Regions from separate parts of the Homo sapiens genome. Here all the other regions are linked to region 1. Evidence: chromatin contacts called from ENCODE Hi-C or POLR2A ChIA-PET data. All regions are on one chromosome and are shown on one strand. The core of a region is the stretch at or near the end of the contact, and the rest is flanking DNA. Distances in the headings are between cores, read along the strand shown.

Region 1 (4,665 bases), core at 1,827-4,326:
CATGTGATCTTGAAAACATTTCTTAACTTCCCCATAGTTGATTTTCTTCTATAAAATTAGGATAACAAATATTTACCTTACAGGGGAGAATTAGAGCATAGGAAAGAACTTGATAAACATTCAATACGTGATAGCTCTTCAATAAAAACCTTTTGTTAAGATCCCACTGTGTGCTTACCACTGTGATTCTGTGGCTTTTAATCTTTGGCAGACTATGGGAAAGATAAATTGTACTTAGAAAGATGATCAAGGAGCACTTCAAAGCCCCAGTTCAAAATTATCTCCTCATTCTCTCTCTCTTTCTCTCTCACAAATACACACACAAGCACACTTTCACCCTACCAATTAGGAATTTTAAGTTAACAAGATACTTTTTTTAAAATACAGTGTCCTTTGGATAGGCAAATCACCTTCACACTTGAGTGTGATTAGTTCTTTGCTTAGTGAAAAGTTGCTGGGTTCTCCTGGAATTGGAAGAAGGCAATGTGAATTAGGAACTTCTTGAGGGTACTCAGTATGATAGGAAGGTGGGAAGAAGGAGGAAGTAAGGGGAGACATAGAGAGCGAGAAACAAAGAGAAAAGAGGCCACAAATATTAATAAGTAGTGGTTCTTATTTGGACTTTCCCCTTGGAGGGGACCTTTCCGTCCCCTGATAATCTCTTAGGAAGATAATGACACTTAAGTTTAAATTGTGAAGCCTGTCAGTTGAGAAAAATGTTGAGACAAGTCTCAATCATTTTAGGACGTTTATTTGCCAAAATTAAGGACGTGCGCGGGGAAGACAGGTCTATGCCTTTCTGGGAAGATGATTTTGAGGGCTCCAAATTTAAAGGGGAAAGGGTGGGATACTGAGAAATACAGTTTTCATGTGAGAGGGTAGCAGGGGGAAAATAGTCATTCATGCCTCTGTCTGGCTTAGTCAATCTGAATCTGCATTTTTACGTAAGATAACATAGACAAATGGGGCAGGGGAACAATCAGATATGCATTTGTGTCAGGAGGGCAGAGGGGTGACTGTACCTGAAAACAGAAGCTATCTATTTACATTGCCATGGTAAATTTTCATAGAAACACTTTATGGTAAAGATCTTGGCGCTCACTGAGAATTTCCTTGTGGGCAAAATATGAGCGAGGTGTGTAGCTTTTCATCTGGTAGCCATCTCATTTAAAAACCAAGAGGCAAGGCAGTTTTGCGTGACCCAGTTCCCAGCTTAACTTTTCCCTTTGGCTTAATGAGTTTGGGGATCCGAGATTTATTTTCCTTCCACACGCCTATGCCAAACTCAGATTCCTTCCTTTCATCCCTGTTTCATCTGTTCAGGCTGGTTAGTTCCCCTTTCCAATCCACACAGAGAAAGACAGAAAAGACAGTGAGAAGCTATGTGTGCAGGACTTCTCTGCCCTCCACTCCATCTAAGCTCTCAAGAAACTTTTAGATTCTTTTGTTTTTTCTATTCATCGGTCTCTTAAAGAGGCAATCCCACTTCTCCATTTCCACTTCCTAATAAAGAATGCTAAGTAACTTAAGGATTTTCTTTAAATTATGTAGCTATTCAATCAGGGTCAGTCCTAGTTAATAGTTTTTCCCCACTTCCCATAGCCTCGGCTTTTAGCTTAGCTTTGGCAGTGAAGATCTGGCCCTAAGCTCTTGCGACCCAACCCCCAACCTAAACATTTCACAGGCTACTGGGCTGCGGAAAGCTGAGGCTGCCAACTTTGGAGCCTAGGATTCCCAGGACATCAGGTCAAGCAACTGAGAGGTCCACCCAGGGGTAAATTCCACACATAGTTTCTTCTCTCTTGGGACCAGCGCTTTAACATCTGGGTGAATCAGATCGTGCAGACACGGTAACTAGGCGCAGAAAACAGCTGGACACGTTGCTGGGAGCCCAGACAGAACGTGACCAGTAGTTCTCAGAAACCGCTTCTAAATACCAGCTCCAACAGGCTTGTAGCGTCCGAGTGCGGATAAGGCAAGAGCAAAAACGAGCATAGTTTGGGCCGTTGGGGCCAAATCTGCACTTCTGAGAGCTACTTTTACTGCTAAGCTTTGAAATTGGATTTACCCAGAGGGAAGCGTTGCAGTGGCAGCCGCAGGCAGGTAAAACTAGTATTTGCACTCACACACTCCCCGGATTCTTCACAGACAGGGATGGAAGAGAAAACTTAGGAAGTTGAAGTTTGGCATTAAAATAAAGGACTCGCCACCACTCTGTGCACCTTCTTGAGGGAGTTCATTCGTCCGGAGCGCCTCACAGCTTAGTGCGCCTGCGCACGCGCGAACTGCGGCCCCGCCTCTCCTTTGGGGACGGGAGACGTGCGTCGGGTCGCGGGACGGGGGCTGCGCATGCGCCTTCATTTCGTCAGCCCGCTGTTGCGTGCTGCCAGCGGGAACTGTGTAGGGGTAGATTTTCGCTGCAGTGTTCCCCGAGCCTGTTAGACGCAGCGCGCCGGGAGACTGAGAGAGGAAAGGATAGAGGAAGTGCTGCCCTAGGCTGCATGAGTCGAAGCAAGCGTGTTTCCTTCCCGCCAGGCAAGTGCCCTTAGAAACCGGGCCCCGCCCCCTTCCTGGCCTGCATTCCCATCCCCTCTCCCGGGGCGGAGGTGAGGACCTCCTTGGTTCCTTTGGTTCTGTCAGTGAGCCCCTTCCTTGGCCATGAAGCTCGTGAGGAAGAACATCGAGAAGGACAATGCGGGCCAGGTGACCCTGGTCCCCGAGGAGCCTGAGGACATGTGGCACACTTACAACCTCGTGCAGGTGGGCGACAGCCTGCGCGCCTCCACCATCCGCAAGGTACAGACAGAGTCCTCCACGGGCAGCGTGGGCAGCAACCGGGTCCGCACTACCCTCACTCTCTGCGTGGAGGCCATCGACTTCGACTCTCAAGCCTGCCAGCTGCGGGTTAAGGGGACCAACATCCAAGAGAATGAGTATGTCAAGATGGGGGCTTACCACACCATCGAGCTGGAGCCCAACCGCCAGTTCACCCTGGCCAAGAAGCAGTGGGATAGTGTGGTACTGGAGCGCATCGAGCAGGCCTGTGACCCAGCCTGGAGCGCTGATGTGGCGGCTGTGGTCATGCAGGAAGGCCTCGCCCATATCTGCTTAGTCACTCCCAGCATGACCCTCACTCGGGCCAAGGTGGAGGTGAACATCCCTAGGAAAAGGAAAGGCAATTGCTCTCAGCATGACCGGGCCTTGGAGCGGTTCTATGAACAGGTGGTCCAGGCTATCCAGCGCCACATACACTTTGATGTTGTAAAGTGCATCCTGGTGGCCAGCCCAGGATTTGTGAGGGAGCAGTTCTGCGACTACCTGTTTCAACAAGCAGTGAAGACCGACAACAAACTGCTCCTGGAAAACCGGTCCAAATTTCTTCAGGTAAAACAATCTTACCCAGGGATAATTAAGAATGGGCAGAGGGATTGGTATAAACTACTCCTAAAGTTTTAGAACTGGGAAAAATAAGAAGAGAAAGTCTTTACTTAGCTGGGATTTTCATGAGATAATGAAATAAAAAGAGAATGTTAAATGTCTAGCAAATTTATGGAGTAAACTTCGCTGAAACATATGAAGCCTTACTAGCGCTTTTGGCTTTAAGCCTTTGTGAGCTGATTAATGGGTGTTCTAGGAGATTATTTTGCCTAACTTTTGTAATTGTGATTCTAGGTACATGCCTCCTCCGGACACAAGTACTCCCTGAAAGAGGCCCTTTGTGACCCTACTGTGGCTAGCCGCCTTTCAGACACTAAAGCTGCTGGGGAAGTCAAAGCCTTGGATGACTTCTATAAAATGTTACAGCATGAACCGGATCGAGCTTTCTATGGACTCAAGCAGGTGGAGAAGGCCAATGAAGCCATGGCAATTGACACATTGCTCATCAGCGATGAGCTCTTCAGGCATCAGGATGTAGCCACACGGAGCCGGTATGTGAGGCTGGTGGACAGTGTGAAAGAGAATGCAGGCACCGTTAGGATATTCTCTAGTCTTCACGTTTCTGGGGAACAGCTCAGCCAGTTGACTGGGGTAGCTGCCATTCTCCGCTTCCCTGTTCCCGAACTTTCTGACCAAGAGGGTGATTCCAGTTCTGAAGAGGATTAATGATTGAAACTTAAAATTGAGACAATCTTGTGTTTCCTAAACTGTTACAGTACATTTCTCAGCATCCTTGTGACAGAAAGCTGCAAGAATGGCACTTTTTGATTCATACAGGGATTTCTTATGTCTTTGGCTACACTAGATATTTTGTGATTGGCAAGACATGTATTTAAACAATAAACTAAAAGGAAATAATCTCCACGTACTACCATCTTGATTAAATTGTGTAATTTTTTATAGGAATTATGAGTTATCTGTAGTACTTGGAAACAGAAAATGTGTGTATTTAAAGACGATGCCTATGCAGTATATTGTTTGGGATAGATTGCAAAATTTCACACTGCATGCTTTGAAACAGTTTTCCTTAGAAAAAGCTTTTGCTATCTTATCCTGTTTACATTATTTCTTTATTTTAATTCTGCTTGGTGTTCTTGCATTGCATTTAATGATCCCTTTTCTCCCCACCTCCACACACTACATTTTTTTTAGATTTAAATAGTTTTACTATTTTAAATGATTGCCGTACAATTAGTAGACTTGAAGACAAGTTTTAAATATTTTTCT
Region 2 (4,744 bases), core at 1,236-3,735, 1.4 Mb before region 1:
AGTAAAACTACAAAGCCTGCTATTCTAACTTGGATTTTAATGCAAAATGTGTCATGATACATGCACTGAACTTCAGAGCATGTCCATCATGGTGGGGTCCCTCAAACGTCTCCTTTTAATGCTGGTATCTTCACCATGCGTCTTGCTTCTATCAGTTTAGGAACTTATTAAGAAAATACTTGTTTACAACAATGGTGCAGAATGAAAAGAGGAAAATGTTGTCTTCACCATTAAGGTGAAATTGTCTATTACTAAAGGTTTCCCCCAAGCCGCATGCAAGCTTTTCTACTTGGAAGTGCTATCATCTGCAATAATTCTTTGTAATAGCTTATTGGTTTAGGGAGTTAAAATACCACACTGTGGGTGGGAGGTGGGGGCTGGTTTGAAGGAGGATGGATAGTGAGGGTGCTTTGTGGATCTCAAATGTAAGTCATCAGGCTTCTGGTGGCTTCTGGTGTTTAATTCCATCTTATAAAAGTGGCATGATGGAATATGACTAGGTAAAACTCTATTTTCTGGCATTGTGGTGGTATCTTTTTTTTTTTTTTTTTTTACTAGGGTCAACATGTTTATCTCTATGGGAAACACACACAAATACTAGGAAGATTTGCTTCGTATTGAGATTAACAGCATCAGCTTTGCAAAAGCAGCCTGACAAAAGGCTCCATACATCTAATACCAGAGACTAGAAACAGACCAAAAAAAAAAAAAAAAAAAAACACACACCACACAACTGGTAAACTTATCAACCTAGGTCTATCCAACTTTCGCTTTCATACACGCGCTCTAAAACAACTTATAATAAAAATGGAAGGGAAGACAGATCCAATTTGAAATCCTCCTTGAGAAAAAACAAATCAAAACTAGTTCCTGGGGAAGAAAGCCTCAGCTAGGTCAGGAGGAAACTTACGCATCTTTGATTCCCTTTCCGCTTTGGAGAGGCATTACCCGTTCAAGCCCAGCCAATGCGGCCGGCCAGGATTTACAGCTCTTATCAAGGGTTAGATTTTGCGAAAGATATAAAGAAAGGAGTTTCCTAACACACCGGGTCTTCTCACAGCAACAAGACACCGAAATTAAGCCTTCTATGGTTTGTGTCTGTAGGACTTTTTAGATAAAACTGGCAGCCCCATTAGATAAGAAATGGCTTTTTAGAAGCTTTGGGGGAAGCGCGGGGGTTCTTCGTGGCCTTCCTGTGACTGTCTTTGGGAGACCGTAACAGATGATGGGAACATGTAAGAATGATTGAAGAAGGTTACCGGCGAGTTGCACCTAACAGTCTTCTCTCTCCAAGTAGTTTCTCGAGAGAAAATTATATATTAACGCCTGGGGACGTGAAATAGGTCTTTCACTGTTCTGTAATAAATCCCTCCCTACTCGCGCCCTTAGACTAATGCATTTTTAAAAAATCTCCACAAAGTCATGGAGACTTGTCCTTATAATTACCAAAATACCACAGCTAGTTGCACAAGTTTGCTTAAAAACAAAGGGCAGGAGACCAGCAGTGAGAAGAATTGAACAGTATATAAAAATCTTACAAACTTTAGACTACTGAAAGATCATTTCGCTCTTTGGCTTCGGGTTAGTGAGCTTCAATTCTAGAGTTAAACTGAGAAGCAGACCTCGCGGGTCTGAAAGACAAAAAGTCAGTCCGCGGAGTCAACTTCGGTTTACCGGTGCGTTCCAACCTGATTGTCCCAACAGCAAGAAGCGCCCCTTTCCTCCCACCCAACGTTTTTAGATATCTGAGGTTGGGGGAGACGGAGTAATGGTGTAGCAGTCAGGAAACAGTTCCTCTGGGTTTAATCATCCCATTCCCGATTCTTCTTCCCCTAGCGCGCCGAGCGCAGCCAGTTCTGGAGGAACTAGCCCTCCGGAGCAGCCAAGGCAGGCCAGGCCCCGGGGATGTGCACCACGGCGTGGGGACCAAACCAAGCTGAACGGCCTGCTCCAAGTTCCCCCCTTTTCCTAGAGCCCGGGAGGGACCTCGTCAACAGGTAGACCTACCCACCAGCCACTCGCCACCGGCGGCAGAAAGTGAGCCCCGCGCGCAACGCGGCCAGCCGGACTGCGGGGACCCCAGGAGCGCAGGGCGGAGGAGCAGCGCCACAGGAGGCGAGGGCGCAGGCGGCGCGGCCGGGAAGGAACGCGGGAGGGGACAGAAGGAAGAGGAAGAGGAGGAGAGGGAGGCCAGAGCCAGAACAGCCCGGCAGCCCGAGCTTCGGGGGAGAACGGCCTGAGCCCCGAGCAAGTTGCCTCGGGAGCCCTAATCCTCTCCCGCTGGCTCGCCGAGCGGTCAGTGGCGCTCAGCGGCGGCGAGGCTGAAATATGATAATCAGAACAGCTGCGCCGCGCGCCCTGCAGCCAATGGGCGCGGCGCTCGCCTGACGTCCCCGCGCGCTGCGTCAGACCAATGGCGATGGAGCTGAGTTGGAGCAGAGAAGTTTGAGTAAGAGATAAGGAAGAGAGGTGCCCGAGCCGCGCCGAGTCTGCCGCCGCCGCAGCGCCTCCGCTCCGCCAACTCCGCCGGCTTAAATTGGACTCCTAGATCCGCGAGGGCGCGGCGCAGCCGAGCAGCGGCTCTTTCAGCATTGGCAACCCCAGGGGCCAATATTTCCCACTTAGCCACAGCTCCAGCATCCTCTCTGTGGGCTGTTCACCAACTGTACAACCACCATTTCACTGTGGACATTACTCCCTCTTACAGATATGGGAGACATGGGAGATCCACCAAAAAGTAAGAGGCTATTTTACCTTGTGGGGCTCGGTGTGCTGTTCTTGTGCGGGGTTCTCTCTCAGGCACAGGCTGAGGTGCCAAGGGCTCTTTGGAGTTGGAGTCATTGCCTGGAGAAAGAGAAAAGGTGGCTTTTTCTTGTTGCCGCCACGCCTGCATGCTTACTGTCGGTTCTTATCTTCGGGAAACTGATTGTACCTTGTGTGTGAATTCGCCTGTGTGCCCTCCAAAGCTCTAGCTTTCTGGTGCTAAGCGGTGATTTCCTCCTGGGGAATCCTGAGCTCTCCGAGAAGGTTATTATGTTGCAAAGGTCTGCCTGCACAGTCAATGCCCAGAGATGTGAATTAGCATTAGACTTGCAAAAGAGAACGAGTGACAACTGTATTTATGCCTGCTCTTGCTAACAATATCCAGTCCTGTGTGCTATTTAAGAGCGCGCTTCACGGAAAATATAGACATCCCTGCGTTCACTTAACGCTTCTAGTCAAAACCTTTTCTTTGACTTGACTTATCCATAATCTTTCCCAATGATTATAGCAAAGAGGAAGGGGGGGGGGAGAAATACAAAATGAGCGGGTTTGATTGCGTGCTAGGCGTACAAATGTAGACTATTCCAATCTGCATTTTACATATATTCCACCTCCTTTTAAAAATGAGTCAAGGTTTTGATGGCACATTTCAATTACCATCCCAAAGTGCAATGCTCTAAAAAAAAAAAAAAAGAAAGAAAGAAAGAAAGAAAAAAACCTCCCAGAGTACGCCCTATAAGAGAACGACACTAAAAGTGTGTTTATCTCTGTAGGAAGTAAACGGTTAGTCAATCATGTATTTATTTTCATTTCAGAAAAACGTCTGATTTCCCTATGTGTTGGTTGCGGCAATCAGATTCACGATCAGTATATTCTGAGGGTTTCTCCGGATTTGGAATGGCATGCGGCATGTTTGAAATGTGCGGAGTGTAATCAGTATTTGGACGAGAGCTGTACATGCTTTGTTAGGGATGGGAAAACCTACTGTAAAAGAGATTATATCAGGTATGGCATTTACACTTCTTTCTTAATTTTGTGGGATTTCCCTGAATCTCCCCACTCTTTATGTATTATTTGGTGTGGCTTTGTCTTTTTGTGAAGTTTGCCTCAGTGTAGTCATACAAGCCAAAGTTACCCTGTACATGTGTTAAAAAAATCAAGCTATGCTGTTCATTTCATTCTTTAGTTGAGAAAAACAAAAACCCTTAACAGTGGTATTCATAATTCCGGGGTATTGAGGCTTGTTTAATTACTCTTGGAGTTTATGATGCACAAATTATTTTCCTCTTTCACCCTCCCCCTTACAAAACAAAATTTTAAAAAGATGGAGAAGTTTGGATTTTTAGCTTTAAAATAGGGTTGATTTTTGTTGTATAGTGCAGTGTTCTGTTTGTTTTAGTCCTTTTTAAAATTAGTAGCTTACAAATTCTTTGGTGGCATCAATGCAATAGGTGAAATAAAAGTTTGACCGAAGCATGTTTAGAGATGTACTTTGAAAGAGCGAGTACAGGTATTGCTCCTTTTATTTTTGGGGTAAGACCTCCTTCTGAGAAAAATTTAAAACCAACCTAAATATTCCTTGGAAAAAACACCGGAAACTTAATCTTTTTAAATATTAACCCTTTGGTGACATCTAACTGTCTCTTCTTTCTTATCTTATCTGAGCTGATGAATTAGAGCAGATCAAATTGCCCATCATCTGTCTACGAACAATTGGTATATTTAGATAATTGAACAGCTTCCTTTCTCACATTAAAATCTGGTAACTGATAAAATGAGCGAATTGTCCAAATTGACAAGACTGAAACAACATAGGAACTTTCTGAGTTTGGTTTTGTTGTTTTGGAGAGTTTTTGTTTTTTTTTTCCTCCAATTTATTCTGCAACACGTTTTGCTAATCTCAAGTTTCCTCTGACTTGTGTGTATGTATCAGAAACTTTGTTTTCTGCCTTAGAAAGCCAGTAGTCTCTAAAGAAAATTG
Region 3 (4,341 bases), core at 761-3,260, 1.8 Mb before region 1:
AGAGGCATTATTTTGATTTGTCTTGACATGGACGCTGATTTATAGAGCTCTTCCCCCAGTGATTTCTTCTTGTAGTCCAGACACATGGAAATGATAAAAATCTCACCAAAGCTCACCTTGGTGCTAATCAAGACTGCTCGATGCACGTTATAAATCTGATACAATATTTATTGCTTATCTGTATTCGAGGGGTTAGTCTCCATCCTAGGATTGTCCCTTTCAAAAAAAATTTTTTGGATGCATCTGTTTTCACTTTGCACTTTCAACGGGCTGGAGCAGACAATAGTGTGAAAAACATCTGAAAATATGAGGCGACAGAGCTGCATGTGTGTTTCATTTCTGCGGTGTTAGGGGAGAAAATAACAAAAGAAACACACACTACAACACACACGCACGCACGCACACACACACACCGGCCCAGGACCTCAGCACAAAGGGCGCGCTGACCCAGCGCTAACACACAAGACAAATTAAAGAAAGGGGCAAATCGGAGGAGGGGCTAAGGCGAGGGTCCAGGCATTTCGGGAAAAGATCAAGGACAAGGAGAGTTAAGAAACTGACCGTGGGCCAGGGAAGACCGGAGAGAGAGAAAGTAAAGTGTCCAGGACTGGAACTCACGTCCCTGAGGCAGGGGACAGTAAGTTTGCTTGTAACACAGACAGTTTTCCTTGACTGCAGGAAACAAGAAAAATAGTAATCATAAAACAAGCACAAATCCCCCAAACATCAGGGGGGTAAAACCCCCATTATTAGCCATCACAAACCAAAACCCAAACCGAGTCTTTTCTGCTGAATTGCTGCAAGATCACAAGAGACCAAGAGATCCGGAGTCAGGCTGTGAACTTGGGAAAGATAAGTTGCCCGGCGAGGTTGGAGGTAGACTGAGGAACGCCTTTTTTTGTGAAGGACACAAATATTTGCAGAGTTTAAAGCTGCAGGAATACAAAAGCAGGAGTGAGATTATCTGATTACGGATACAGGATGTCCGAGTTGTTGCCTCCCAAAAACGACTGCGTAAAAAAAAATAAATAAAAGGCCAGTTCGAAAAGTGAAATTTTAATATCAGTGAAAGCATCGGAGGGACTCGGATTGAACGCGGCAGCTCCGGAACTGGACAACAGCTGCGTGGTGCAGCCAATCCCGGGGCCTGTGGGAACGAGCGACCGATCTCAGGACCACGCGGGCGAGAGCAAGGAGCCTCCCGGCCACACAGCCACAGGCGCTGCGGAACCCAGCCCGGACTCTCCCCGGCTGGAGTGTGCGAAGGGCTTCCCGCCCAGGGGCCCAGGGTGGTCTTAGTGAAAAAGGGATGGCGCTGCAGCACTGACCACGTTGCCCTGGTTTCTCCATTTCTCCTTCCCAAGTCTCTGCCTCTGTTTCCCCATGACCCGGAGGACGCGCCTACGGAAGAGACGTCTGGTCGAGGGGGTGCCGGGGAGCGGAAGGGGGAGGGGAAGGTCTCATCCCTGGGACGCTGACACCCCCCTCCCCGCGGCACTCCAGCTCCGAAGAGCGAGCTTCGGTTCCGCCCGCCCTCCAGACCATTTGCTTATTCTCACTATTGTTTTAATTTATTGTGCAGCCTGTTGCGCCGCGGGCCCGGCTGAGCCATTTGGGGCCCTCTAGATGCCCTGCAGGGCGCCTGTCTCCGGACGACCACCACGCAGGAGCAGCGGGGGCACGCGCGTGTTTTCTTGTGGATAACTGCCTCGGACTTGGCGGGGCCGGTCCCCACCTGAAGCTCACCTCAGGCAGTCGCTAGAAGTTCCAATCCAATCGTGAGCTTTCCTCTGGGAGGGACAGGATCCCCTTCAACTCCTGAGGCTGCTCCTCTGGGCGAATCCCACAGTAATTGCGCATTTCTCTCCCTTTAGTGCTTTGGAAATTTAGAAAGCGCGCTTTCATTTGTACATCGCCTGCCGACAGCCCCTTTGCTGATTAGAGAAGCCTTGTTCCCCCTCTCCACGCGTACGCACACTCATTTTTAGTTTTAACAAATGATTTAAAAATCAAAACAAACCTCTGAGTCAGTCCGCCCAATTTTATGCTCCATCTCCTCTGTGTATGTGTTAGATTCTCTCTGCCAATCGATGGGAAAGAGCATTTAGGGGCATTTGCAATTTCCTTTGTCACTTGCCACTCTGTGCGTATAGATTTTACATATCATTTGTTTACCAAATCAGTTCGTATTTTCTTAGCCCAGGGTTCAGGATTTTGCGTTTGTGGATTAATTGCCCAGTACCCAAAGGGCAGGACAGTCAGAGGAGCCACCTGATGCAAGAAGGATCAGCTCACGTTAGGACAAAACAAGGAGGTTGTTGTGAGCCCTTCTGCGGGCTCTGAATTAACTCAAACAGCCCTTCCTAGGACTTGTTAAAAAGACCGTACCTTGAAGGGATAGTGTGGTGCCTAATGTCTGCTAGCCTATAACTCAATGCATTACAAGGTCATTTTTGCCCAGCCCAAAGAAACTGAGTAAATCCAATGTCCCTGGTTGAAGATAATACGTAGTCACTTCATTTCTGGCCATATGGTGCCTACCTGCATTCTAGTCTTGAACAGTCTCAGGTTCCTTACTGGGTCTCACTTATTGATTTTTTTACTAGATTACATCATAATTTAATATGGCTGAGTGATGTGGAGCTTGTGGATGATCCTTTTATTGCCCTGATTAAAATCCACACAGTAAGAAATTTTTTAAACGGAGGTTGATGATGGAAGCTTCCTCAATAAGTATCCTTCAGTCAAGAAATGATTGAGCTTTAAATTATAAGAATCTCAAAATTACTGTGCAAGTGTTTGGCAATCAATTTCAGGTTTTCATGACAACAGGAGCCTAGGCCATAGGATGGCAAACTAAATTCAATGATCACTTGTCTGCTTCTGCAGATAATCTTAAAGGAAGCTTCATTACAATTCACCCATCAAACAACTGGCATCTCAAAATGCATCAAGAGCTTTGTCTATGTAAGCAGACAGCACATTCTATGGCATTTGAATTTTATAAAAATAACTAGTTAAAAGATATATTTTGAGGTCAGGCTTAATTTTTGTTTGGACCAATTTGCCTTATCATTTATAAAGGTATCCTTAGATGTATGTCGTTACACCAAGCTTTCAGCTGTCTCTAAGGACACATTAAGGTGAGGTGGTGCTGCTGTCTAAGATTCTAAGGACAGCATTCATGGGTAAACAACAGACAAGTCCTGTGCCCTTACCATTACTTCAGAGCACAGCAGTTCCACTGGATTCAAGGTGGCTTCTTCCTACTCTTGTCTTCATTATTGAACATAATTTGATCTTATTTAAGATGATAATAAGTTCCCTGACAGTCAGAGCATGCTGGTCAGAGCAATGTCTCTTTCTTGTGAATGAAAGGACAATTAATAGGAAACTCTGTTGGTCTTCTATATCGTCTTTGTTAGGATGTGGGCAGAGTGAGTCAATAAATAGAATTTGAAATAAGCAACACATATTTGCCCTCCAAATCTTAAGCTATAATTCAATATCTAATGGATTTGAGGAAAGAAAAAAGAGGTACCTGGTCTTCTGAGCTGATAGAGGGTTAGATTATAACCTGATTGAAGGACTGGCAAAAAGAGTAATAGACACAATTGATGGTGTATTTTCATTCAACCACCAGCTAGGCAGAAGAGATGTGGACCAAGGAAATTCCACCTCAACTTTCTTTATTCTGATTCCATGTTCACCAAGAAACTTTCTGATTATAATTGAAATTGCTGTTTATATCTGCTAAGTAATGGGAATGTATTTAGGTCTCTGAGATCTTTTTTGTGTATATATATATATATATATATATATATATATATATATACACACACACACACACACACATATATACATACATGTAAACACACAAAACGTTTTAATCAATGGATTCTGGTCTTAATCACTGTGGTTAAAGTGATTTTGCTCTGAGAGACAGTTTGCTAAGAAGTCAGGTTTCCGGCTAGGTGTGGTGGCTCACACCTGTAATCCCAACACTTTGGGAGACTGAGGCTGGTGGATCACCTGAGGTCAGGAGTTCAAGACCAGCCTGCCCAACATGGTGAAACCCCATCTCTACTAAAAATACAAAAAGTTAGCCAGGCGTGGTGGCAGGCGCCTGTAATCCCAGCTACTTGGGAGACTGAGGCAGGAGAATCGTTTGAACCCGCGAGGCGGAGGTTGCATTGAGCCGAGATCCCACCATTGCACTCCAGCCTGGGTGACAAGAGCGAAACTCCATCTCAAAATAAATAAATAAATAAATAAATAAATAAATAAATAAATAAATAAATAAAATAAAAGTCAGGTTTCCAAGCCTGTGAGATCTAGAAT

What was found. A loop is a pair of places that touch in the nucleus more often than their neighbours do. ChIA-PET counts read pairs that join two places held with the same protein, here RNA polymerase II (POLR2A). Pooled maps may share reads with other maps.
Region 2: a loop to region 1 is called in a map of MCF 10A, with 13 times the contacts of the local background. The contact joins the promoter of ISL1 here to the promoter of PELO-AS1 in region 1. A Hi-C loop is called at or near these places in 3 of 168 maps with a recorded cell type or tissue (MCF 10A, prostate gland and vagina) and 1 of 50 pooled maps. POLR2A ChIA-PET finds 5 or more read pairs at or near these places in 2 of 52 experiments (HEK293 and HEK293T).
Region 3: a loop to region 1 is called in a map of prostate gland, with 5 times the contacts of the local background. The contact joins the promoter of LINC02106 here to the promoter of PELO-AS1 in region 1. A Hi-C loop is called at or near these places in 1 of 168 maps with a recorded cell type or tissue (prostate gland), 1 of 37 single-sample maps with no recorded cell type and 12 of 50 pooled maps. POLR2A ChIA-PET finds 5 or more read pairs at or near these places in 2 of 52 experiments (WTC11 and activated CD8-positive, alpha-beta memory T cell).

What each region holds. Positions count from the first base shown.
Region 1 is chr5:52,797,737-52,802,401 of GRCh38, forward strand. It overlaps PELO-AS1 (PELO antisense RNA 1), which reads right to left and starts at 3,077. Exons shown (of 5, transcript NR_186455.1): 1 at 2,956-3,077. All of the region lies in intron 1 of ITGA1 (integrin subunit alpha 1), which reads left to right. PELO (pelota mRNA surveillance and ribosome rescue factor) reads left to right here. Exons shown (of 3, transcript NM_015946.5): 2 at 2,149-3,384; 3 at 3,673-4,665. The coding sequence starts at 2,659. The coding sequence ends at 4,104. RefSeq lists enhancers at 2,189-2,887, 2,888-3,587.
Region 2 is chr5:51,380,963-51,385,706 of GRCh38, forward strand. ISL1 (ISL LIM homeobox 1) reads left to right here and starts at 2,486. Exons shown (of 6, transcript NM_002202.3): 1 at 2,486-2,737; 2 at 3,579-3,768. The coding sequence starts at 2,710. It overlaps ISL1-DT (ISL1 divergent transcript), which reads right to left and starts at 2,370. Exons shown (of 2, transcript NR_046243.1): 1 at 2,012-2,370. RefSeq lists enhancers at 4,195-4,723, 4,540-4,723.
Region 3 is chr5:50,968,177-50,972,517 of GRCh38, forward strand. LINC02106 (long intergenic non-protein coding RNA 2106) reads right to left here and starts at 2,011. Exons shown (of 2, transcript NR_104653.1): 1 at 1,747-2,011; 2 at 1,041-1,401. RefSeq lists an enhancer at 1,491-2,012.